Linked DNA regions of Mus musculus: region 1 is linked to region 2. Evidence: chromatin loops called from intact Hi-C (ENCODE). Cell type or tissue: left cerebral cortex. All regions are shown on one strand. Links, peaks and the distances in the headings refer to the core of each region. The heading gives the core; the rest is flanking DNA.

What was found. Hi-C counts contacts between places; a loop is a spot of excess contacts. Peaks named below come from ENCODE experiments on the same cell type or tissue, not always from the same donor. Only the 100,000 strongest peaks of a DNase experiment are listed, where the experiment ranks them.
Region 1: a loop joins it to region 2, with 5 times the contacts of the local background. A loop is called at or near these places in 1 of 42 quality-filtered maps.

The regions. Positions count from the first base shown.
Region 1 is chr19:17,234,959-17,246,692 of GRCm38, forward strand. No RefSeq gene overlaps it. Among named protein-coding and RNA genes, the nearest start is that of Gcnt1, 120 kb to the right of the region's middle. In left cerebral cortex, for the core only: no CTCF peak of the experiment used is centred there; DNase peaks (open chromatin) are centred at 2,767, 3,626, 5,736, 5,881 and 1 more place.
Region 2 is chr19:17,130,227-17,141,960 of GRCm38, forward strand. The region is part of intron 9 of Prune2 (prune homolog 2); the gene reads left to right. Among named protein-coding and RNA genes, the nearest start is that of Prune2, 180 kb to the left of the region's middle. In left cerebral cortex, for the core only: no CTCF peak of the experiment used is centred there; DNase peaks (open chromatin) are centred at 5,867, 6,566, 7,261 and 10,347; H3K4me3 peaks cover 1,478 bases; H3K27ac peaks cover 1,178 bases.

The DNA.
Region 1 (11,734 bases), core at 1,970-9,969, 100 kb after region 2:
GAGAAAATCCCTAACCCTGCCCTCAGTACGTGGAGATAAATCATACAAAGAGACATAATTCAGGAAGAGATTTTCTTCAAACTGAGTGCGTTCTGGATCAGGCTGTTGCTCTAATTGCTGAAGAGAGCTACATCAGTAAAGATTTACTGATCTGGCAAGAAAGAAATAACCATCCAATAGCTGACTGTGAGCATCCACTTCTGTGTTTGCCAGGCATTGGCATAGCCTCACAAGAGACAGCTATATCAGGGTCCTTTCAGCAAAATCTTGTCTGCATTTGGAGGCTGATTATGGGATGGATACCCAGGTGCGGCAGTCTCTAGATGGTCCATCTTTTCGTCTCAGCTCCAAAGTTTGTCTCTGTAACTCTTTCCATGGGTGTTTTGTTCCCAATTCTAAGAAGGGGCAAAGTGACCACACTTTGGTCTTTGTTCTTCTTGAGTTTCATGTGTTTTGCAACTTGTATCTTGGGTATTCTAAGTTTTCGGGCTAATATCAGCTATTGGATAGAACACAGGGCCCCCAATGGAGGAGCTAGAGAAAGTATCCAAGGAGCTAAAGGGGTCTGCAACCCTATAGGTGGAACAACAATATGAACTAACCAGTACCCCCAGAGCTCGTGCCTCTAGCTGCATATGTAGCAAAAGATGGCTTAGTTGTCCATCATTGGGAAGAGAGGCCCCAGTACAGGGGAATGCCAGGGCCAAGAAGCAGGAGTGGGTGGGTAGGGGAGTGGAGGGGGAGGGTTTGGGGGACTTTTGGGGATAGCATTTGAAATGTAATGAAGAAAATACCTAATTTTTAAAAAGTAAAAAAAAAAAAAAAAAAAAAAAGAAAAGAAAAGAAATATTTGAAGAAAATGTGTTGACATTTAAAAAAAATCTGACTATTGTCATTTTAAAGATAAAAGCTTTAGATATTTAGATATAAGAATGAGCTAATGCTACTCTCTTAGGAATTGCACCGTAACATATTTTTTGACAAGGGGCTGTGGCAACTCAGCTTAATTTAAAATCACTTAGAGAAAGAGTTTGTGTTTGTTGGAAAAGATTGCATGCATATATACATACACAAACTTAAATATACTAAAATGCATGTTGCCTTGCTTTGAAGATTGATGATCAAACTTTATCATAATACAGAGTAAAAGAGTTATATAAACACATAAAATCAAGGATTTCAGTAATGTTTCATAGCTAAACAGTGCACATTTCATGGACCTTGCTCGGGGTAAGTTAATATGTACAATAGTGAAGAGTCTGACAATAAAGAATGATAGCAACAAAGAAAGCACTATCTTACCTTGTCATTCTTTCCTGTTGTGCTGATCTTGTATAAAATAATAAATATTTTACAAAATTGAAAAAACAAGAGAGAGAAATAGCCACTAAACTGAGCATTTGCTAATACCAACCACCTTTATAATGCAGACCTGACTTCCACTCTCCCTCTGCTCCTGTTCTCTCTGTGTACTCTGGTCTGAGAGTCCTGGAGTTGCTGCTGTTGTAACTGTCAGGAAGAAGATGACTGGGACCAGGAAAAGACTCAGGAACTTAGGAGTTAAGTGACAGAAACCTAATAGAAATTCTTACTATGTTTAAAATTTTAATTTTCCTTCCAAATTAGGCACAGAATTTTATTTTTTAAAATATATTTGTTATTTAAAAATTCAACCCCTCCTGTGTGATGGTTAGTTAGGGTCGTCAATTTAATTTGTTGAGTCTGGAATCAACTGAGAGAAATGCTTCTGGGTGGATCTTTGAGGGAATTTTCAGGGAGGATTAGATGTGGCGAGGAAGCCTTTCCCCATCTGATGGTATGAGGGGAAAGCAGGCGTGCTTTTCCTATCTATCTGCCTTCACTTCCTGATGGAGAATGAATCTAACCTGTGGCTGCTACCTCTGTGGCCATCCTTCAGTTCCATTGGAACCTAGAGTTGTTGTGCCAGGGAAATGTTAGTGATCTCCAACCCCCCCCCAAAAAAAAAAAAAAACAGACAGGAGTCGATCTGATGCAACTCACAGCAGGGTCTTTATTCTATTGGAGCTAGCTCATCCCCCAACCCCTCAATGAACCACCATCACACAGGACAGTTTGGGTGGTGGGAGAGCCCCAAATGTCTATCGTGGCAAGGCTTTATAGTAAGTAGCAAGCAGGGAGTACATCTAACTGGAAAGCTACCGTGGTCTTTAACATAATTGGCTGGTGCTGGGAGTCATATCATAAACTTAACTTCTGTTCCCCTCTGTATTGGTGATCATAAGGCAGGGGCTGGGCTTGTAACCTTGGGGTGCAGGTTTGTTGGGGGAATAACCTGTAGACACTGGTCTTGTTGAGGGTGTAACCTGGAGACTGAAGCTAGTCTTGGGTTTTGTTCGGGGGGGGGGGGGGGCAACTTAGAAACTAATGATAGGTTCCAGCCTGTTAGTTTATCTGAGTTCAAACTTAGGTCAGGTTCTCTAAAATGGAGTCTGAACTTGAAAGATTTGGCATCTGAGAGGCTTTGGCTTTTCATTGTAGACTAAAGCCCAGAAGCTTTCTAGCGACCCTCCAACCACATTGGGCTGGCTAAGACATCCACTGTCACAGCCTTCTGGGTCCCTGGCTTTGTCAGCCAGCAGACAGCTATTGCTGGATCACCCAGCTTCATTCTCGAAGCCACTCTTGTCATTCCTGATGCACTACACGTTCACTCTCAGTTCTGCTCTCTACAGAATGCTGACCCTGCCCCTTGGGCCATTCATTCTTCATGGCCCTAAATCTGAGTGGCGTGGGACAACCCCAGTCATTCACTGTGTCTGCTAGGCTGCAATTTAGGCAAGAGTTGAGAGAAATGGCTCATCTCTGTCCCACATCACATCTGCCAGGACAGCTGGCCAGGGAGTGGAGAAGCCTCTTACAAAAGCCTTACTAACCTAGACGGCAAGTTGTTTAAATTGTTTGCCACATTTAAAACTGTGAGCTTTCAGAAGATAGATACTGTGTATCTGTTTTTATTTCTTTTTGTAGAAATCATAACGAGCTTTACTCATTTCTAGGGAAATTACCGTGGTGAACAGGTGTAGTTGGTATTCTAGAATGAAGGCAGGGAGTACAACACTTTTATTGTTCAAATGGAAATCTATCTTAGGCCTGGCCAAACACGTCATTCCATTCACTGACAATAGATTCAAAGATGGTTGACACACAATTTTAATCCCAGAACTCAGGAGGCAGAGTCAAGCAGATTGTTGTGAATTTGAGGTCAGCCTAGGTACATAGTGAGTTTCAGGACAGCAAGGGCTACATAGTGAAATCCTGCCTCAAAATTAGTTAATTGGATAATCACCCGACTGGAACCTATCATAATTCAGGAGATTTTTATGACGGTTTCCAGGGTGTCTTGCCTCTGGAAGTTTTTAGGTCTGAACTTGCTTAAAGATATCCTACCACCCCTAGAAGCTTGACCATGAAGAAGCATAGACATAGAAGAACAGAAGCAAACAAGTGAATCCTGAATTGCCCATGCAGCCTGACTGCACCCTATGTCTTGACTTCTCCATCACATTCCATGTGCTCTTTTTGTGTTGTATTTAAGCCGATCAAACAGAATCCAAAGGCTCCTTGCAGTGTGAGGTGATCTTCCTGCTTCTGTTTCCTTTTGACACTAGTCCAACAAGCACGCTTCACTCCTCTTGGCTACGTGCTCTCCTGCAGGAAGCATGAGCAATGCCTATTTATAAAGAGCTATAGAGGCTTGTGAGATAGCTCAGCAGGAGGAGGTTCTTGTGCCAAGCTTGACTACCTGAATTTGATCCCTGAAGTCCACAGGTGATGAAAGAAGAGAACCAATTCCTGCAACTTGTTCTCCAAACTCCTGACACATGAGCATGCCTGTACACATTCAGAAATAAATAAATCTGATAAAAATTTAACTTATAAACACTACATAAGTGCCGTTGTTACTAGGATGTTCCTCCATAAGACCACAATGCCATGGGTCGAAGAAGAGCTGAGCCACTCCAGACATGGTTCCAGAGAGCAGCATCAGCTTTGTTGCCCATGATCAACCACTTATACAGTGAACGCCTATCAGCTCTGATTGGTTGGCACATTAGCTTGGACAGTGAGTGCTCATTCCACCAGAGTCTCTGTGTGGAAGAAGCACATGAAAAGAGATGTGGCGAGTGTTCTGATTTCAGGAGCATGGTGCGCCACTCTTCTTATTTAGAAGATCAGTGTGCCAGGTAGGCTTGCCACAATTATACTTACATGTTCTCCTACACATAAATAATAAATATGACCGATGCCAAGACAGGAATACATAATTTCTCTGAGTTCAGTATATCTGGTATAATTCAAGACCTCATAAGGTAGAGGAGGAGAAGTGGATCAGGAAGTTCAAGGTCATCTCTGGCTACATAGCAAGTTCAAAACCAGCCTGAAATACATAAGAGTCAAGCTCAAAACCAAAACAAAACAAAAATTGCCTTTTGTTCTAACCTCCTGCTGTGGTTTGGGAGTAGATGCTCTCCCAACTCTTAGTTCACATTTTGGAACCTAAGAATCAAAGGTGCTAATTTTAAGATAGGCCCTCCCTCGCTCCAGTGGATAGCCCCACGACCATATCTACAGCACTAATTGGACTCCTTAAATTTTGTTCTTAAAAATGGGTTACATATAAAAAAGAAAGCATGAAGTTGGTAGGTATTGTTTTCTGTTGTTGTGATATAGAATTAACCAAAACTAGCCTGAGCAAACAAAGGTTTAGTGCATAGTAAATTTCCAGGTCACACTCTGTCACTAAGGGAAGTCAGGGCAGGAACCCAAGTCAGGAACCTGGAGGCAGGAGCAGAAGCAGAAACTACAGAGGAACACAGTTTATGGGCTTGCTCATAGGCTCATACTCAGCTACCTTTCTACCTTTCATGACCATTACCTGCCCAGGGGTGACACTGCTCACAGTAGGCTGGGCCCTCCCACCTCAATCAACAATTGGTGGACTAAGTTATACCCATTTGTAAGGATTGTAACACTCCCAAAACTAGCATCTATCAAGCCATCTTTTACCCTTCAATGGCAAAATCCACCAAAAATCACTTGGGAAACTTGTGTGATTCTTGGTAAAACAAAATCATGTCTGTGAAGCTCATTGTCCAAAACCATGCTCAACCAAAGGCAGGTGGTTCCAGAGGTTTCTTTTGTTTTTTGTTTTGTTTTGTTTTGCTTTGCTTTGTGTGTGTGTGTGTGTGTGTGTGTGTGTGTGTGTGTGTGTGTGTGTGTGTTGTGTGTGTGTGTATCATTTAAGAGACCTCACAACTCTAGACAGCTCCAGATGCTACAGTGTTAGACGTGTAACAACCCCAAGCAGGCCTGCAAACTCATTTCATCAGAAATCCTGCTGCCCTGGAGGACGCTTCCGCACAGGAAACCAATGCTTGTGGGTTTCCTGGATCCCCTGGAGCCACTACTAACTCGGGCATCACCTCTCTTAGCTCATTTACCACTATCACCAGAATCTACCTTTCTTGCTTTTCAGGACAGCCAGCTAAGTCTACCTCCCATACAAGAGCGTCACTACAGTTTCATAACCAATACCTGGAACCTTTGTTTTGAGCTAAGAAGCACTAATCACCAACCTGTGATTGGCAACCTTAATGAGAATCTGAATGGTCTCTGCCTCTTGGCATTCATGTCCTTGTGCATTTCTTTCCTGCGAGTGGGCTGGACTTAGTGATTCATTCTAGCAAACAGAACACAGCAAATGTGATAAAATGCCACTTCCAAAATTAGCTTACGAAGCAATGGTGACTTTTATCTTCTTTGTTCTCCCCCCCAAACACACACCACCCCCTGAGAGATGCCACCTTCCATATTAAGAACACCCCCACAGAGAATCCTGTGTGGCAAGGGATTGCTATCTAGAATAGCCAGAGAAAACAGGAGGCTTGCCAAAACCAAATGAGTGAATCTGGACAGAGATGGATGCTCCCCAAGATAGGCCTAATGGTATCTGCACCCTTGGCCAAGCTTTGAGTTCAGCTGACTAAGAGATGGAGCCAGCTATGCAGCTGATGCCTGACTCAGACACTGAAATAATAAACATTTATTGTATTATCCATGAAGATTTAGAATAATTTGTTTTGCAGCACCAGATAAACTTGAAAAGAAATCAGGATTACCTACCCCCACCCCCACCTTTGGAAAATTTCTTCTAGCCGGGAATAAGAAACAATAAATAGTTGGATGAATTATCCAGTGATAAACCAAAATTACCTACAATAGTAAGTAGATAGATTAGGAATCACTGACAGAGTTGCTGTGACCTGCAGGGTTTGGGAATTGGCCTGACTGGGGCTACAGGCAGTGAGAAAACGAAAGACACACCTACAGAAAATCTGGGCTCTGGTATCCCATATACTCTGAAGGAGCTGCACTAGCAACCCAGAAACTCAGTGAGTTTATTACATACAGCTGAATGAAGGGATGGTTTGCTAATCCTGGTGTGTGTGTGGGTGGGGTTTGTAGAACAGTAGTCTTGGGCTACAGTCATCAGGAAGAAGAAAGCTATGGTTGATAAAAGTATCAACCATACATTCATCCTCAGACCAGGGAAAGATCTTGCCACACCCCTGAGCCTGAGCCTAGCCCAGGGAAGGCTTTGCCATTCTCATGGGTCTGAGGTATTGGGGACCTTGACATGGCCACGTGCACATCAACAATACGCAGGCCTTTATCTGCTCCCCACATAGGGACATTACCTTCTCCTGTCAGTCATCCTACATTCTGCTCCTTTAAAGAGTCGCCAGTGATTTCTAAGCTGGTTGACAATTGTCCCTGTCCTTGAACAGAACCTGAGGCTCAGAAGGAAAAATGAAGATACAAATCACAGACCAAATGAAGTTCAAGAAGAAAGAAGATCAAAGTATGGATACTTCAGTCCTTCTTAGAAGAGGGAACAAAATACCCATGGGAGGAGGTACAGAGACAAAGTGTGGAGCAGAGACTGAAGGAAAGACCATCCAGAGACTGCCCCACCTGGGATGCATCCCATGTACAGTCACCAAACCCAGATACTATTGTGGATGCCAACAAGTGCTTGCTGACAGGAGCCTGATATAGCTGTCTCCTGAGAGGCTTTGCCAGTGCCTGACATATTCAGAGGTGGATGCTCTCAGCCAACCATTGGACTGAGCACAAGGTCCCCAATGGCGGAGCTAGAGAAAGGACCGAAGGAGCTGAAGGACCTTGCAGCCCCATAGGAGGAACAACAATATGAACCAACGAGATCCCCCAGAGCTCCCTGGGGGATCAACCATCAACCAAAGAGTACACATCTCCAGGTGTGTCTTTCATACCCATGGTCCCAACTGCATATGTAGCAGAGGATGACCTAGTGGGACATCAGTGGGAGAAAAGGCCCTTGGACCTGAGAAGGCTTGATGCCCCGGTGTAGGGGAATCCCAAGGCAGGGAAGTGGGAGTGGGTGGGTTGGTGAGTAGGGAGAGGGGAGATGGGAGGAGGGATTTTTGGAGGGGAAACCAGGAAACGGAATACCATTTGAAATGTAAATAAAGAAAATATCTAATAAAAAATCCATTTTGCATTATACATCGTACAATAAAATAATTTTAACGCTCAAAAAAAAAAAAAAAAAAAAAGAAGAAGAAGAAGAAAAGAAAAGAAAAAAATAAAGGCAGCTGGTATGGTCCCTAACCAGCCCCTTGGTCTCTCTAACTCAAGCCTACCCCAGCCTGGGGGTACCCAATTGTTCTTCATCACTCAGGAGGCCAATGCAGGAGGATATGTGAGTGGTTTTCTCTGAAATCCATCTTAAATAGGTCACATTCAAAGTAAATGGGGAGGGAACCTTCTCCTTTCTGGTGTAGCCTAAGACTTAAGAATTTATCCTGTGCTCATCAACAAGAAGACTGCTTACAAAATGAAAGCCACTCTTTAGAGGGAGGAGGGATGGGATAGGGGGTTTTCAGAGGGGAAACAAGGAATAGGGGGTAACATTTGATATGTAAATAAAGAAAATATCTAATAAAAAAGTAAAAAAAACCTGAAAGTCAATCATCCTATCTGCCACTGACTTGAAGAGACAGTGGATGACAGAGAGAGATAGAAAGAACAAAGCAATATCTCGAGAGGAGAATCATCCAGAGGAACCAATACCAGTTAGGAAAAGATGCACTGCTTTGATCTGGCTGCCTGCCAGAGGCTCAGGGCAGATCACTGAGTTAAAACTTGGGGAAACATACGAAGATGGATTTCAGGCTTTTCCAGCAGAAGAGAGAAGACTGAGAAGCCTGTACACGGCTGTCCAGAGTATCGGTTTTCTTAGATGATTCAAGTCCCCAGGAATCAAGCCTACAAATTTGCCAGCTTCTGTCTTCGCTTTTGGGAGTCTGTATTTAGGATGCATCCCACAGCCTGTGTTCTGAGGAGTGATAATCGGGGATGAAATTAAGCCACCTGCCTGCACAGCACAGAGGGGTCTTTCCACAGGAAGAGGACATCACAGGTCTGGACCAGGCAGAGATGGTGACAACAGGTGGCTGCTTCCTGGGAGACTTGATCTGCACCATGACACACCCCTGTGCTGATAACCACACCCGACTCTGCTTTCTCAGGCTGGACCAACCCTGCTTGCCCCAGGACCCCAGGGGCCAGAAAATTTTGCTCTCTGTGAGCTTAATATCCTCATACATGAGGCACATAATAAATTGTGCGTGTTCTTTCTCCTGCTAAAAAGACAGTTAATGGTGTCAGAGATCTAGTTCAGTAGTAGAAGCCTGAGTAGCATTTGCAAGGCTCTGGGTTCATTCTCAGCACTGCAGAACAAACTAATAAACTTGGGTGTGATTGTAAAGATGTTCTTTCAGTGGTCCTAGTATTTTCTCACAGTGAAGGTCTAAGGAAATGCTTTCAGCAAGAAACAGAGCCATTTGACTTCATTCATTCATTTATTCATTGATTCATAATTTGCTGTACAATTCAGGCTGACCTTGAACTTTTTATTCTCCTGTTACAGCCTTCAAGTGCTGGAACTATAGTTCATACCCAGCTGCCATTTTACAATATGACCAGAATATTCTGTTCTTCAGTGAGGCCTGCCCTCAAGAGAACACAGTGCCTAACTAAGTGGAAGGGGGAAAGACAGCAACTGCCTTCCGTGTTGAGGTTTTTGCCTTTTACTGTCTATTGTAATGCTATGTGTGTGCCCTAAGACCTAGACTCTGCACTTAGCCCCTGTGACCCTGCCCCCAAGTTAGTCCTGATTGGTGAATAAAGATGCCAATAGCCAATAGCTCACAGAAGATACCGAGGTGGGGTTTAGATTTCCCAGCTTGCCGTCAGAGAGGACCACAAGGAAAAGGAGGTGCAGGAGAAGAGAAGGAGAAGTGGCCATGGGTTAAGAGTCAAGAGAACGTGGCCCTGAGGGCTGCCCAATTGGAGCTAAGAGCAGCCCAGATGAAACATAATAAATAGTAAGTAATAGCTCGGGGTTATGCGTAGGGAAGTAGATTCTAACAGCATGAGGGGTAGGCAGCTGCCCAGCTCTTGTGCTGTTTAAGGCATATTGTAAATAAATATAAAGGCTGTGCATGCGTCTTTCATCAGGGAACTCAAAGGTGGGGTAGAAACCATGGGCTGGGAATTAAATAATTTCTTTAACACTTCCAGTCTCACCTGAGGTGGAAAAACAGAACAAAAAAGAGTGAAGGGCACTGGTGAAGACTCAGCTCCACAGTGCATGCTTACTGCCCGAGCACAGAAACACCACACAGGTCACCGCATCTACTGGGCAGCCGAGTAATGGCTGGGCGTGAACCCTAGAGAACTCCTTAATTAAGTCCCCGGAGAACGTTTAAGCAGTCTCTAGGGCAGCTCAGAGGCAATAGAGAGGCCACAACAAGAATGCCACATGAAACCTTGGTTTCTAATACTTACCATGACAGCAAACAGTACACTCAGAGCCTGAAGTTCAGCCAGACAAACAAACCTTCACACAAAAGGCCTATTTAGAAGTTTCTTTTCGTGAGGTTGTAGTGTCTAGATTTCAGCAAGAAACTGCAAGCCTCGCTAAAAAGCAAGTGGCGGGTGTGTGGTGTAGGAAATAAATTATTAAAAGCAGAAATTAATCTTTCCAGACTTCAGTCTTTCTAAAATTGTAAGAGTGACAGGTTGATTATCTAGAACCGTAATCAGTGTTGGAGTGGAGCCCAGAGCCTTGAGCCTTCATTGCAAGCACGCCACTGCCTACAGCCCATCATGGTAGGTACTCAAGGTTTTTGTTATCGGTTGAAGATGTCCTGAAACACAGAAATATGAGATTTGGGGATTATATTAGTGTATCATTTTTATTTAAAGGAAAACTTTAGTCATAGTACAACAAATGAATCTAGGCTTAGTGAGATGGCTCAGTGGATAAATGGGCTTCTCTCTAAAGCCTGGCAACTTAAGATCAGTCCCCACAACCCACAGGAAGCTGGAAGCGAGAACCAGCTTCATAAAAGTTGTCCTGTGACCTCCATACCTGTGCCATGACAAGTATACCTGCGCGCGCGCGCACACACACACACACACACACACACACACACACACACTCACATAAACACACACACACACACACATACACACACACACACACATACACACACACACACAGAGAGAGAGAGAGAGAGAGAGAGAGAGAGAGAGAGAAACAATCTAAAATAACTGTCTCTCTTAATGTGTGTTTTGCTTAATACTTTGGTAATAGTTTTTTTTTCATGTATTTCACTATAAGTGCTTACAAATATGCTTATGTACTTATAAGCATGCATATGAGTATGCCTAGCATACTTATAGTCCTTAGCTAAGTTTTCCTTGTTATCCCATTGCAGTGTTGTCTGAATTGTTAGGGTCAGAGCCTGGGCTGTGGAATCCCTAACAAGCTTGGTCACTGTCTTACTTTTCTGTTGCTGTGATAAGACACCATAATGAAAGCAACTTATAGAAGAAAGTGTTCATTGGAGCCTGACAGTTACAGAGGGTCAGAGTACATGAGCATCATGGGGAGAAGCAAGGCAGCAGACAGCCATAACACTGGGGCAGAAGCTGAGAGCTCACATCTTGATCCCTGAGCACAAGGCAGTAAGAGTTAACTGGGAATGGCGTGGGCCTTTGAATCCTCAAAGCCTGCCTGCTCCCCAGTCCTAATTCATACTGGGTAAAGGAACAAAGAAGTCCAAAGACTCTCTCCCTCCCCACATAGTCCCCAGATCCTGAAGTGAGCATTAGATTTAAATGGAAGGCAACAATTGTGCATATGTAAACAATCCTGGCCAAGGTTCGGGCAAGCCATCTTCATGGCCTCAGCTCTAGTCTCTCCTTCCTGGAGAGTTGTGAAATCCCTTCCCGAGAGACGAGCTTCTCCTTTGGCTTCAGTCTTTCCCTTCCCAGGCATGAAATTGCTGCAGACTTTCCAGTTTCTTGGGATCCATCGTTTCAGAGGTCTGATAGACAAAGGGAGTAGGCCAAGTGTCTCTTGTATATCTTCATGGATGCCAGCAGAGTTGTGAGATACTGTCCTGGACTAAGCTCCTACACAGGACTCAGTAGGACCAGACTGAAAATCAAAATGGAGTCACTCATGTCAAGTTCCTTCACCAAACTGAAATGAAGCAATGGCAGATATCCTAAACAGGCCATATTCAATTAACATGATAATGAAGTTCCCTCTATTGAATCCTTTTGTATGCAAAAG
Region 2 (11,734 bases), core at 2,446-10,445:
ACAGAGGATCCTGAGTATTTGGTAGTGATAATTAAATATCCTCTAAATTGCAATTTCCTTCCCTCCTTCCTCCCCATCTCCTTGTTTTTCCTCTACTTTCTCCCCCTTGCCCCATTTTGGAAGCTACCCCTCTACCCCCATCAGTGTCTTTCTGGCCAGCCATATGAGAGCAGTCTTTATGCAATAAGTGATCACAAGTTAACAAGAATGTCATTTTCTCTTAGTCTACCCAGCTGCCATTTGAGACAAGCCTTGCTAGTCCTATTTCCTGCCTTGATGGAGTTATTTGAACGAATAGACTGCTGAAGTTATTTTTTTTTAAAAATGAGGAAATGGCACAGTTTAGACAACTTCTGTCTCTCATTTTTAGCCCTGTGCTTGTCAATATGGCTCTGCCACTGACAGGCATATTTTCTTAAACTTCTGTAGTTTGATCCATTTGTTTCGATTCCTGCATTTCCCACTGAAAATCACAAAAGGCTTAAGAGTTTCAGTGTTCGGAGAGATAGGTTGAAAGTAGCTGAGTCAGCTTTTACTCCTGACATCTCAGTCTTTTTTTTCCACAAGTAATACGTTTAATTTTTTTTTCAACTTTGGGGTGCTGATGTGAGTTTTTTTTTTAATTAGGTATTTTCTTCATTTACATTTCCAATGCTATCCCCAAAGTACCCCTCCCCTCCCCCTCCCTCCCCTACCCATCCACTCCCACTTGGCCCTGGTGTTCTCCTGTACTGAGGCATATAAAGTTTGCAAGACCAATGGGCCTCTCTTTCCACTGATGGCCGACTAGGCCATCTTCTGATACATATGCAGCTAGAGACACGAGCTCCGGGGGAGTACTGGTTAGTTCATAATGTTGTTCCACCTATAGGGTTGCAGATCCCTTTAGCTCCTTGGGTACTTTCTCTAGCTCCTCCATTGGGGGCCCTGTGATCCATCCAATAGCTGACTGTGAGCATCCACTTCTGTGTTTGCTAGGCCCCGGCATAGCCTCAAGCTGGACATCTCAGTCTTACCACCCCACCTCCCCATCCCCAGCTCTTTCAGCCTGAACACAGATTTCTCGTCATAGAAGAGAGGGCTATTTCTGGTTCAGTGACTGCTTCCTGCTGAGGCAGTGTGGTTCTAGCTCAAGGGGGCCGGAGGACAGAAGGAAGCCAAAGTTCTTCTGCGTTCCCTTTCAGTTTTCCAAATGATTGTAGATGCTTAAAAACTTTACAAGAGGCAGCTCTTGTGGCAAAATGAGGTGGTTCCTCACGGCTGCTCGGAGGGAGGGGCAGCACTGAAGAGCCTGTCTATGCTGTCAGCTTCTAACCTGTGTGAGAGGCCACAGTGTACTCCTGGCTGAGTTTGAAATGGAGAGTGAGTGGCAGAGCTACCTTCAGAAGAAAAGCTGATGGAAAAGAATGGTATTGAAGACAATGAGACAACTGGGCTTTCTTCCGAAGATACGTTTGTGTTTGTATCTGCCTGCTTGCCTGTGTTTGCACCCCACTCCTGCATGCCACAATGCAGGATGCACAGCTTTGGGGAGTTGATTCTCTCCTTCCACTGTTTGGGCCCTGGGGGTCAAACTCAGGTTGGTGTATTTGGCAACAAGTTCCTTTACCCATCGGCCCCGCCAGCATGACCTTCTAAAGCAGGGTGTCTTGGTATTTTAGACCACAGCCAAAAAGATAGATTATACTTTCAAATTAGGAAAATTCGAGGGAGATTTAATTCTGTCACAGTTATGAAGCTGGTGGCAGAGTGTGAGGTGCCCACAGTGAATAGTACAGTGGTCCAGTACAGTAGTAGTGTAGCTGTTGGTGCGTGCCCTGGCTCTGATGAGGGGAGTGGCAGCCTAAACCCAGAAGGATTTAAGGAAGAAGAAGAAGAGTGTGAAGAAGGGTAGCTACCTGAAGGAGCTCAGCCAGTCTCAGTGGTGCCCACTCCTTACTATTGGTCCCAAATCAGCAATGGTTTTTGCCCCATCTATTTTTTGTTTGTTTGTTTGTTTGTTTGTCTGGTTTTGGTTTTGGTTTTTGAGTCAGAGTCTCCCTGTGTAGTCCTGGCTGTCCTGAAACTCCCTCTATAGACAAGGCTGACATCAGAAATCTGCCTGCCTCAGCCTTCCCAGTGCTGGGATTAAAGGACTGTGCCACCACCCTGATTTTGCCCCTTCTATTTGCTAATGTCTGGAGACATGTTGATTGACACACTGAGGAGGGTGTCAATCTTAGAGGGAGTACAAGTGAAGCATTCTGTGACATCCCACAGCATCACCCCAGCCCCAGATGCAGAGTGCAGAGCATGTCCGTCCCACTGACTTGCTTGCTTTCTTCCTCTTCTTGCCCATCTGAAGAGAGCTCCCATTCATCTGTTGATTTTCTGTCTCCATCTGTGAGACTGTAACTTTCAAGAAAGCATAAATCTGGTTTCTCTTATGAAGTGTAATACCCATGATACTTAGAATAGGGACTGCCAGATAGTACGTGCCTGGCAAGTTTGCCTGATTGAACAAAACACAAACAACAACAACAACAACAACAAAAACGGTTGCCCAACATAATTATTCCTCTCTCCCCCTCTTTCTTTCTTTTCCTGAGACAAGGTCTCATTACACACAGCATGGCTGGCCTAGAGCTTGTAATATAGACCAAGCTGCCCTTGAACTTGACTGATCCTCCTGCCCCTGCCTCCTGAGTGCAGGGATTAAAAGGATATGCCACCATGCGCAGATATCAAAATTTGCTTTTAATGACAGTGTAAAAAATTCAAATGTATTTAATTCCCTTTGCTGAAAGAGAGACACTACACTTAGTTCATGAATAGTATGTACCTTTTTGTTTAAAATTTTGTGTTTTTTAGAAAATCCTTTCTTTTGTAATTTGAGACCAAAGTTGCTCATTTCCTGGTGGTCCTCCAAGGTTTTTAGAGCCCTTTAACTTTCTTAAAGTGTCTCTCTATTCATTTCATTGAACCTTATTGAGAAAAATGCCTGATTGGGGCCTTTCTTAGTCACTTTTGGTCATTGTTGTCTACTTCATTGCTTTTACAGTCTCTTCTGTCTGGGTGTCCTTTTCTTTGTTGAAGAAGAACAGTCTACTTATTCGTCATTTATACTCTCAACTCAAGAAGCAGTTGAAAATGCATAATCTCCAAAGACCTTTCAAATTTTACCTTTGGAAACTCAATTCATTAAATAACCATTAGAAAGTAGCAATTAGGTTCTGAGAAAATAATGTCAACTCTACTGGAGAGTGTGATGTCTACTGTGTCCGTTTTGCTAATACAATAACCAGGATGTTACTTACTACATTTAAGTAGTGATTTATTTAAAAATAAATAAAAGCCAGGCGTGGTGGCGTACGCCTTTAATCCCAGCACTTGGGAGGCAGAGGCAGGCGGATTTCTGAATTCGAGGCCAGCCTGGTCTACAAAGTGAGTTACAGGATAGCCAGGGCTACACAGAGAAACCCTGTCTCGAAAAACCAAACAAACAAATAAAGTAGCTGCCTCCATATAAAAACAAATTAATACCTTTGCTCAAGTACTAACACTAAGCTAGGACTACTCCATCTTGCTATAGCCTGGGTATCTAGGTACATCCTATAAGACAGAAGGCAGCATTGTCAGCAGCAGTGGCCTGTATCCCCCTTTAATGCAGCATCTTTAAAGAATGTTAAAATATTTGTGATTAGTCTTGTGGCATAATTTAAAGATTTAAAAAATTTTTAATTGTGTTAGATATGTGTGTGTATGTTTGTACAAACATTTGTACATGATTACAGGTGCCAGCAGAAGCCAGAAGAGGGTGTCACATTCCCCAGGAGCTGGAGTTACAGGCCGTTATGAGGCCCCTAAGTTGCTAGGAATCGAACTCTTCTGCAAGAGCAACAAGTGTTCTTAACCTCTGTGCTATGCCCCCATTGGTAAAAATGTAGTCAGTCTCCATAGCAACTTCTGAGTTTTAGAACAGATATGATTGAAAACCGTTCTCAGCCTTCACCCTGAACAGGCACATTCCCCAGGCTTGATAGCCTGACAGCCCTCTTCTCTCTCTCAATACAGTGTGGCTCATCCTGACTCTGGGCATCCACTTGTTCTCTAGCTGAACTTCTGCCACCTGAAGTGACCTTGGAATCACAGTGTTGCCACCACTGAATAAGTTACTCGAGAAGGGTTTCTCAGAACTACTAATAATTCTCTTGACTTTGCTTGTTTGTTTGTCTTGTTTTGTTTGGAGACTGTCTCACACAGAATCCTGGTTAGTTGGGAGCTCTGCTTGTCTCTGACTTCTAAGTGCTGAGAGGAAGGTATGTGCCACCATGCCTGGCAATTCTAATGAATTGTGTAGACGTTAGTTAAAGATATAAAGATATAAAAATGTGTCCCTTTTCCTTTACTTGGTGTCCCTGAGTCAGGAGGAAGACACTAAATGCCTTCTTCAATCAAGAAGAAGCTAATACCTTTTCATCGGCACCACATTCTGCTGACTACTTAGATTTTTTTCATGTTGGCATTACATCAGTTAGAGATGACCCCAAACTGTCCCATCACCCTACTCTAACACAGTCCCCGCTGCTTCCACCACAAAAGGAGGTTGTATAACACTTAGGATTTCTTGTTATTTTTCAAGTTGATTTTTATGATTATTGATATGTTTTCTAGTTAGGCGGCATGATGCACCAGGAGGGGGTGCCTTAGTGGGCACATGCTGAGGTACCAGCCATATGACGATGGATCTAGTATAAAATGATAAAATTTATTCAGGGCATGAGAAGTGGGGTGAGAAGGGAGTGTGGGAAAGAAAGGGAACAGAGAGGGACAGAAAGAGAGGAAAGAAAGGAAGAGGCCAGCTGAGAACACATAGAGAGGGAGGGAGGGGAGAGGGAGAGGGAGGGGGAGGGGGAGGGGGAGGGGAGGGGGAGGGAGAGGGAGAGAGAGAGAGAGAGAGAGAGAGAGAGAGAGAGAGAGAGAGAGAGAGCGCAGTCCCTTTTATAGCAAGCCAGGCTGTATGTGGCTGTTGCTATGTAACTGTTGGAAGAAGCCTAGACCATCCATATTTTTTATCTGATAATGTAGATTGATATTCATAAAATTAAAGCTTGAACAACTTTACAAAAGCTTTGAGGTTTTTAAAAAACATTTAATTTATTTATGTGTGTGTGTACCAGTGTCTGCATGAGTTTATGTGTACCATTTGCATGCTGGTACCCAGAGGAGGCTCAAGAGGGTGTTAGATGCCATGGTGCTGAAGTTACAGGTGGTTGTCAGTCACCTGGTGTGGGTGGTAGGAACTGAATCTGGGTCCTCTGCAAGAACAGGAAGCATTTTAATCACAGTGCCCAAAATGTGAGTTTTAAAAGTGTCTCTAATTAAGAGTTGGTATAAAGTTTGGGCATGGTGACTCACATTTGTAACCCCAGAGACAGGAGGACCACCATTAGTTTGAGGCCAGCCTCAACCCAGCAAGACAGTTTTTCAATAAATGAATAAATAAGTAAATAACAATTGGGCTGAAACTGATTATGTTCCCATCTATTATATAAATGTCCTTTGATACTTTACTTGCCATAATTATATCGGTACTCCAGATGGCATTTCTATTTTGTAATTTATATATATATTTCTTTATTTACTTACTCATTGAATCATTCATTCATTTGGAGAGGGCCTTGTGTATCACAGGCTGACTTCACAACTGCTATTGTGCTAAAGATGACCTTGGCATTCTGTTCCTTCTGCTTCCACCTGGATGCTGGGATTATAGGCATGCGTCACCATGCCTGGCTTATTAAGATTGAATCCAAGACCACTGTACACATGAGGCAAATGCTTTTCTAGCAGAATGGCATCCCCAGTCTCTGCTGGCAATTCTAGAATTAATAGTAGTGAACATTTGCTGCAAAGCTATTTCAACCCAGCCCCGCTGGATAGGTTATCTTACAGTTTTAAAGTAGCATTATTATTGCTGTCTGTGAGCTGGAGAGCTGAGGCGCCATGCTGTCATAGTCTCCTGCAAACTAGCTAGTAAGTGAGGTTAGATTCAAACTCAAATCTCTGTTTGCAGCATATTTAATCCACCATGCACCTTAGAGCTGTATGAGTCTTGGGTGGGCATCCTGGCTTTTCTAGAACTTTCTGACTTTTTTTTTCTAGAACTATTTTTTCTATGTTTTTTTATGGTTCTCTGTATTATCTTAATCATTGTTCATTAAATGCTCAATTACCTTTTTTTGTAGATACGCTGTAGAGGTAGTGTGTGTGTGTGTGTGTGTGTGTGTTTAAAAGGTTTCTAGGAACGGAATCTCTTTCAAACTTGTATGTTGAAGAAATTCAAATGCAGCCTTATTCAGAGAAAGGAGTGGCAGCGGTTTTCGTAAAAATGACATAAAAATCAAGAGGGTGTTTGTGACTCCATAATCCCGCGGGAGTATTTTCTATTCCCAAACGCTGCCTTTCCCAGCTTCTGCTCCAGCGCCAGGCACAGCAGGCTGGTGCACTAGGAGATCTAGGAGGCAGGTGATCAGCCTTATTTAGATGTGCCAGGGATCACGTGACCAGAAAATGGAGGCGAATCTGTACTTGGTGTTAACTGCTCCAGAAGGGAGATGCTGAAGCGCCAGAACCGCGCATCTTTCTGTTCCTCTCGCTAGCAAGCCTCCTGTCACCCTCAGAAGGTAGGTGGGTCCTGGTCAGACTTTAGGAAGATTGGGCCGGGCGAGGAGAGATTGCAATGGAGACAGTCCTTCTTGAAGCCTGTCTATTGCCGCTGGGAAGTTGGAGGAGGGAGGAGGGGGCAAGAGGAGGCTGGATTCTGCCCGGTCCCTCACCCCTGACACCCGACAGCTGACCAGCTCAGAACCAAGGAGCAGGCAAGCTTTCGATTTCTCGCCCCCTTCCTGGCTGCAGACAATTATCTAACACACCTCTGCATAGCTATAATCAATTTTTATTCATTTATGTCTAGGATAAATATGCAGACAATAAATTAGAGGAAGTGACCGTGTTAAAACTGTTGAGACCGCCGAGAGAGGATGACTGTAATGTCTGGATGGTGTGGGCAGGCTGCCGGAGTAGTGAGGAGTTCACATTTTGCGTTTCTAAAAGTTATCGAAGCTACTATAACAACACCCACTTCTCAATATTTTTCTGATAAATCTTAGAACATTTACAACCTACCTGATTTCTAAGCTACAGAAGTAGGTCACTCTCAAAAATGGGCTTCTGCTGTTCGCACTGGCCTATCAGAATCAAGAGACAGAACCACTATTTTATGTATGAAATGTCAGTATTTCGCTGAAAAAGTAAATTGTGTAAGCAATTAACGATAAAGTGCCCCTGGCCACTTTAGACGATAACACTCGATTTCTACCCGGCAGAGGTGATGGGTGGCAGATACTGCCCTGCAAAGAGAGCACTGGCCATGTTTTAAGGGAGAGGGGCATCCTTTCACCAATTGCCCGACTCTCTACAGATTAGTATCAGTAACTGATTTTGTGAGTAGTTTTTAGACCCATATCCAACCAGGAAAAGTGCCCCTAGCCCCAGCTTCACCCCAACCCCACCCATCCAGCCCCAGCCTCAGCCCCAGCCCCAGCCCCACCCAGCCCCACCCAGCCCCACCCCAGCCCCACCCCGCCCCACCCCAGCCCCAGTCCCCACCACCACCACTCATCCCTGCCTAGTCACCCCAGAGCTCCAGGGCTCTAGCACCATCCCCATCTCTACCCTTTCCCCCTCCTCAAAGCCCCCCCCCCCCCCAGCCTCCCACAGAGGAAGATGGGAGCTGCTTCAGAATAAGCCATCTCAAAGTCTTCATGTGATGAAAGTTTTCCTGGCATTATAATTGGTAATATGCCCAGAACATAAAAATGTAGGATAATTAAATTTAAATAGTAAAGAAAATAGACTGTGGGATGTCAATTGTTGAGAAATTTAATATCTACACACCTCTAAAACAAAACAACAAAAAATGCCCACTGCTCTTATTGACAAATTAAACTCTCATAGGATAGTAGAAAGTGCATTACAATGGCTTGAACCTCCTTGCCCTCTACTCAAAGGCAAATAAAAGAAGGCGAGTCTGTTGATTTTCTGGAGCTAGCAACTCTGGGGACATCTCAGGGGGCCGCTTTGTAATGCAAAGGTGGCTTCTAGAACCTAAACAAAGCCTGAAGCCCCGCGGGCTTCCCTTTAACCAGATGTTGGGCTAACTTTCTCGTTGGTGCATCTAGGTGAATTTCTTTTTTCATTCCATTTAGTTTTTCAACCTTCAGTGGCTTTGGGCTTTTAGCAAAATGTAGCCCCATATATTTAAATTTCTCTGTGCTGGGAAAAGCAAAACACCTACTAAGTTCAGGAGGAAGGTGGCACTTCCGAGTTAGTTTACAACCTTTGCGCTTACATCTAGAGAACGAAACCAGACTCTCAGCGCAGGTATATTTATTATGAACAGAATGCTTTCCCTAAGGGCTGCATGTGATCCAAAGCTAATTAGGATTCACTCTCTTTCCTCACCCTCGTTGGGAGGAGAAAGTGAAACAACTGGCTTGGCAAGGACAGAATGAAGGCAGTTCAGTAAGAGGGACAACAGAGGGACTCTGGGTGCTTTCAGGTAAGAGATTGGGCTGCTCCAGTTCCTTCCTGGTAGAGGACAAGAATGAGGACAAGGGATGAGGTGGAGCTAGGGATAGGGTAGAGGTAGGAATAGGGTTGAGTTAGGAATAGGGTAGAGATGAGGAGAGGGTAGAGTTAGGGATACGGTAGAATTAGAGATAGGGTAGAGGTAAGGATAGGTTAGAGCTAGGGATAGGGTAGAGGTAGGGATAGGGTAGAGATGGGGATAGGATAGAGTTAGGGAGAGGGTAGAGGTAAGGATAGGTTAGAGCTAGGGATAGGGTAGAGGTAGGGATAGGGTAGAGATGGGGATAGGATAGAGTTAGGGAGAGGGTAGAGATGGGGAGGGGGTAGAGTTAGGGATAGGGTAGAGGTAAGGATAGGTTAGAGGTAGGGATAGGGTAGAGGTAGGGATAGGGTAGAGATGGGGATAGGATAGAGTTAGGGAGAGGGTAGAGATGGGGAGGGGGTAGAGTTAGGGATAGGGTAGAGGTAAGGATAGGTTAGAGGTAGGGATAGGGTAGCGTTGGCAGGTTGGGAGGGAAAATGTTTCTGGTGAAAAGAATTCCCTAATCTAAGTATAGTCAAGTGAGCCTTCAGCAACACATGGAAGACTAAGAGAATTTGATTGTACGTAGACAGTAGAACAATTAGGAGAGTTAGGAAAGATTGACTAAATGGCTGAGTCCTGAGATTTCAACAACAACAACAACAACAACAACAAAACCCTTTGAATTAAATGTATTATGTCGACTGTGGAAAGCCAGTGTTTTTGAGTTAGGGCTGCCTCGATGGTGTGGTAACAGTGGACTCAATATGGCAGCAGGTGGAAATCTGACTGTACATTATGGGACTGGACCTGAGCCTGGGATCAGAAGGAGGGAGAAAGTTTCAGAGCCACAGACAGGAAGACAGTTGGAGGACTTGGAAATGGAAGACAGCAAGGACCCATGGGTTGTTGCTCAGGGACTTGTCAAGCTTGAGGTTGGATGTTGGCGTCATAAAGCATGCAGATAATGAGAAAAGGACCACCAAAGTCAGATGTAAGGCAAAGGCAACTTTATTTACCAGGGGAAAATGCTAACTGGTTAGGTTCACAGTCAGTTTCTGAGCTGACAATATGACCCTGAAAGGGACTGAACAGTCTCTCTCTCTCTCTCTCTCTCTCTCTCTCTCTCTCTCTCTCTCTCTCTCTCTCATAAACCTGTGTTCAGGGGATAATAAAGAAGGAATTCATAAAATGAGAAGTGAGGGTTAGTTCTCGAGTTCAGGGTGTGGTGGATAGCGGGATAGTGATGCAGGCTTTTCTGAGACAGCGAGCCATCTTATCTCAACCTTTATGGGTTTCCCGCAGGCCAGGTGGTTTTACTGCAACTACAAAGAATGGAGAGCTTAAGGATATGCAGTTAAGATAGGGGCAGCAGCAGATCAGTGCGGAGTTTGCTGCTCTGGTGAGTTGCTTAAAGAAAGTGCCGCTCCTCTTCAGAGCAAGATCACTCCAACTCAGGCAGTGGCACCAGCCGAAAAGGAAAATCCAGATCTGTCTTCAGCCTGCCATGGACCCAGAGTGTACCTTGGTCTCTATATGGTTGCTGCAGACTCCTATATAGACTGTGGTGTAGTACTAGGGAAGAGTATGAAGAACAAGGGGAGATTGTCCTTTGGTTATTCCCTCCTGGGCAATGATTGTGTGACTCATCTTAGACTTACCAGCTGGAACACAGGATCAGACCAAACACTGCCCATGGCAAGTTCTAGAGAGTGACTCATAGGTTGTAACAACAGAGTGAGTCTTGACGGTTGGCATAGAGGCCGGGGGAGATACAGGAGGATACGAAGGCTGTTTTATTGCTCTTTATTGCTTCCCAGTAGTATCAACCGCCAGCTGTCATCTGGAGAGCTCAGCTGGGGCTTTGCCCTCCTGCTACCTCCTCTAGGTGTTACTCCTGTCTGTCTGTTTCCAAAATCACCACCAATGTGTCCAGCCCTTCCTGTGCTGTTCTGTGTGGATTTGTCTCTTTTCTCTTTGGTCTCCTTGATGTTTAGATTCATAGAGAGCAGATATGTTTCTGATCCGTTAGTTTTGTAATTCCCCTCTCCCAGACTAGTTAACACTTCTGTATGCTGTCAACATTCAAATGTTTGTTGAAGTTTTCCTGGAACAGTCTGCGAGGCAATCAGTGAGCATTAGGGAGAAGCCACATCTGTCAGGGTTCATGGGAGGCTGGTTCATATGATTCAGGTATATTTTCATCCTATACGATGAAATAAGATTTTATTTTTTTCCCCAAATCACTTCTAGTTTAAAATGTAGTAGCCAAACACATCCTTTCCACCCTGTTCTGAAAAGCAAAGTTTCGTGTTACCCAAATCCAGCTTGGGAGTCCCAGTTCTCAAGCCACTATTACCCATGAGCAAGAGACTCAGGAAGCAAGGGGACATAATGTCACCAGTTAGCAATCGCATTTTCCCATCCCCCCCATCCCAGAAATATCTCAGAAAGGTTGATGAAATGAGAAGTTCTAGAAGTCGCTAACCTATCTAAAGTAAAGCAGGAGTAAAGGTACCATAATATGATCCCAGGAGTGTGGGGAACAGGAGAGGTAGGAAAGACAGATGAATGGACAGTTGATGTTACTGAAGTAAGGAAAAACTGGTAGTGATGACGGATAAAAGTCAGGACAAGCCCCATGCCTCTCCAGGCCATGAGGATGCTTTCTTTGTGTGTTAGTCTAAGTCAGAGGTAGTCAAGCCTCCTGCATTACTGTGCAGTCGGAGACTAGATCCCCTGTGATGAGCCTTTCATGATGCCTTGTGTATTTGAGTGTTTGACTTTAGCTCAAGCTTGATTCTGTCTTATCTTGGTGAGTGTGAACTGATGGTTGGCTATTAATTTTATTTCCCATCCCTAACTTTAAATACAGTAAATAAATTGTGTGTGTGTGTGTGTGTGTGTGTGTGTGTGTGCCTGAGTGTATATAAGTGTACCATGTGTGTGCAGGGGCCTGTGGAGGTCAGAAGAGGGCATCGGATCCTCTGACACTGGAGTTATAAGTGTTTGTATATTTTCCAGTTTGACTTTGGCATGAGCTTACTTCTCAGTAGCTTGGTGAGTGTGCACTGAACTTTG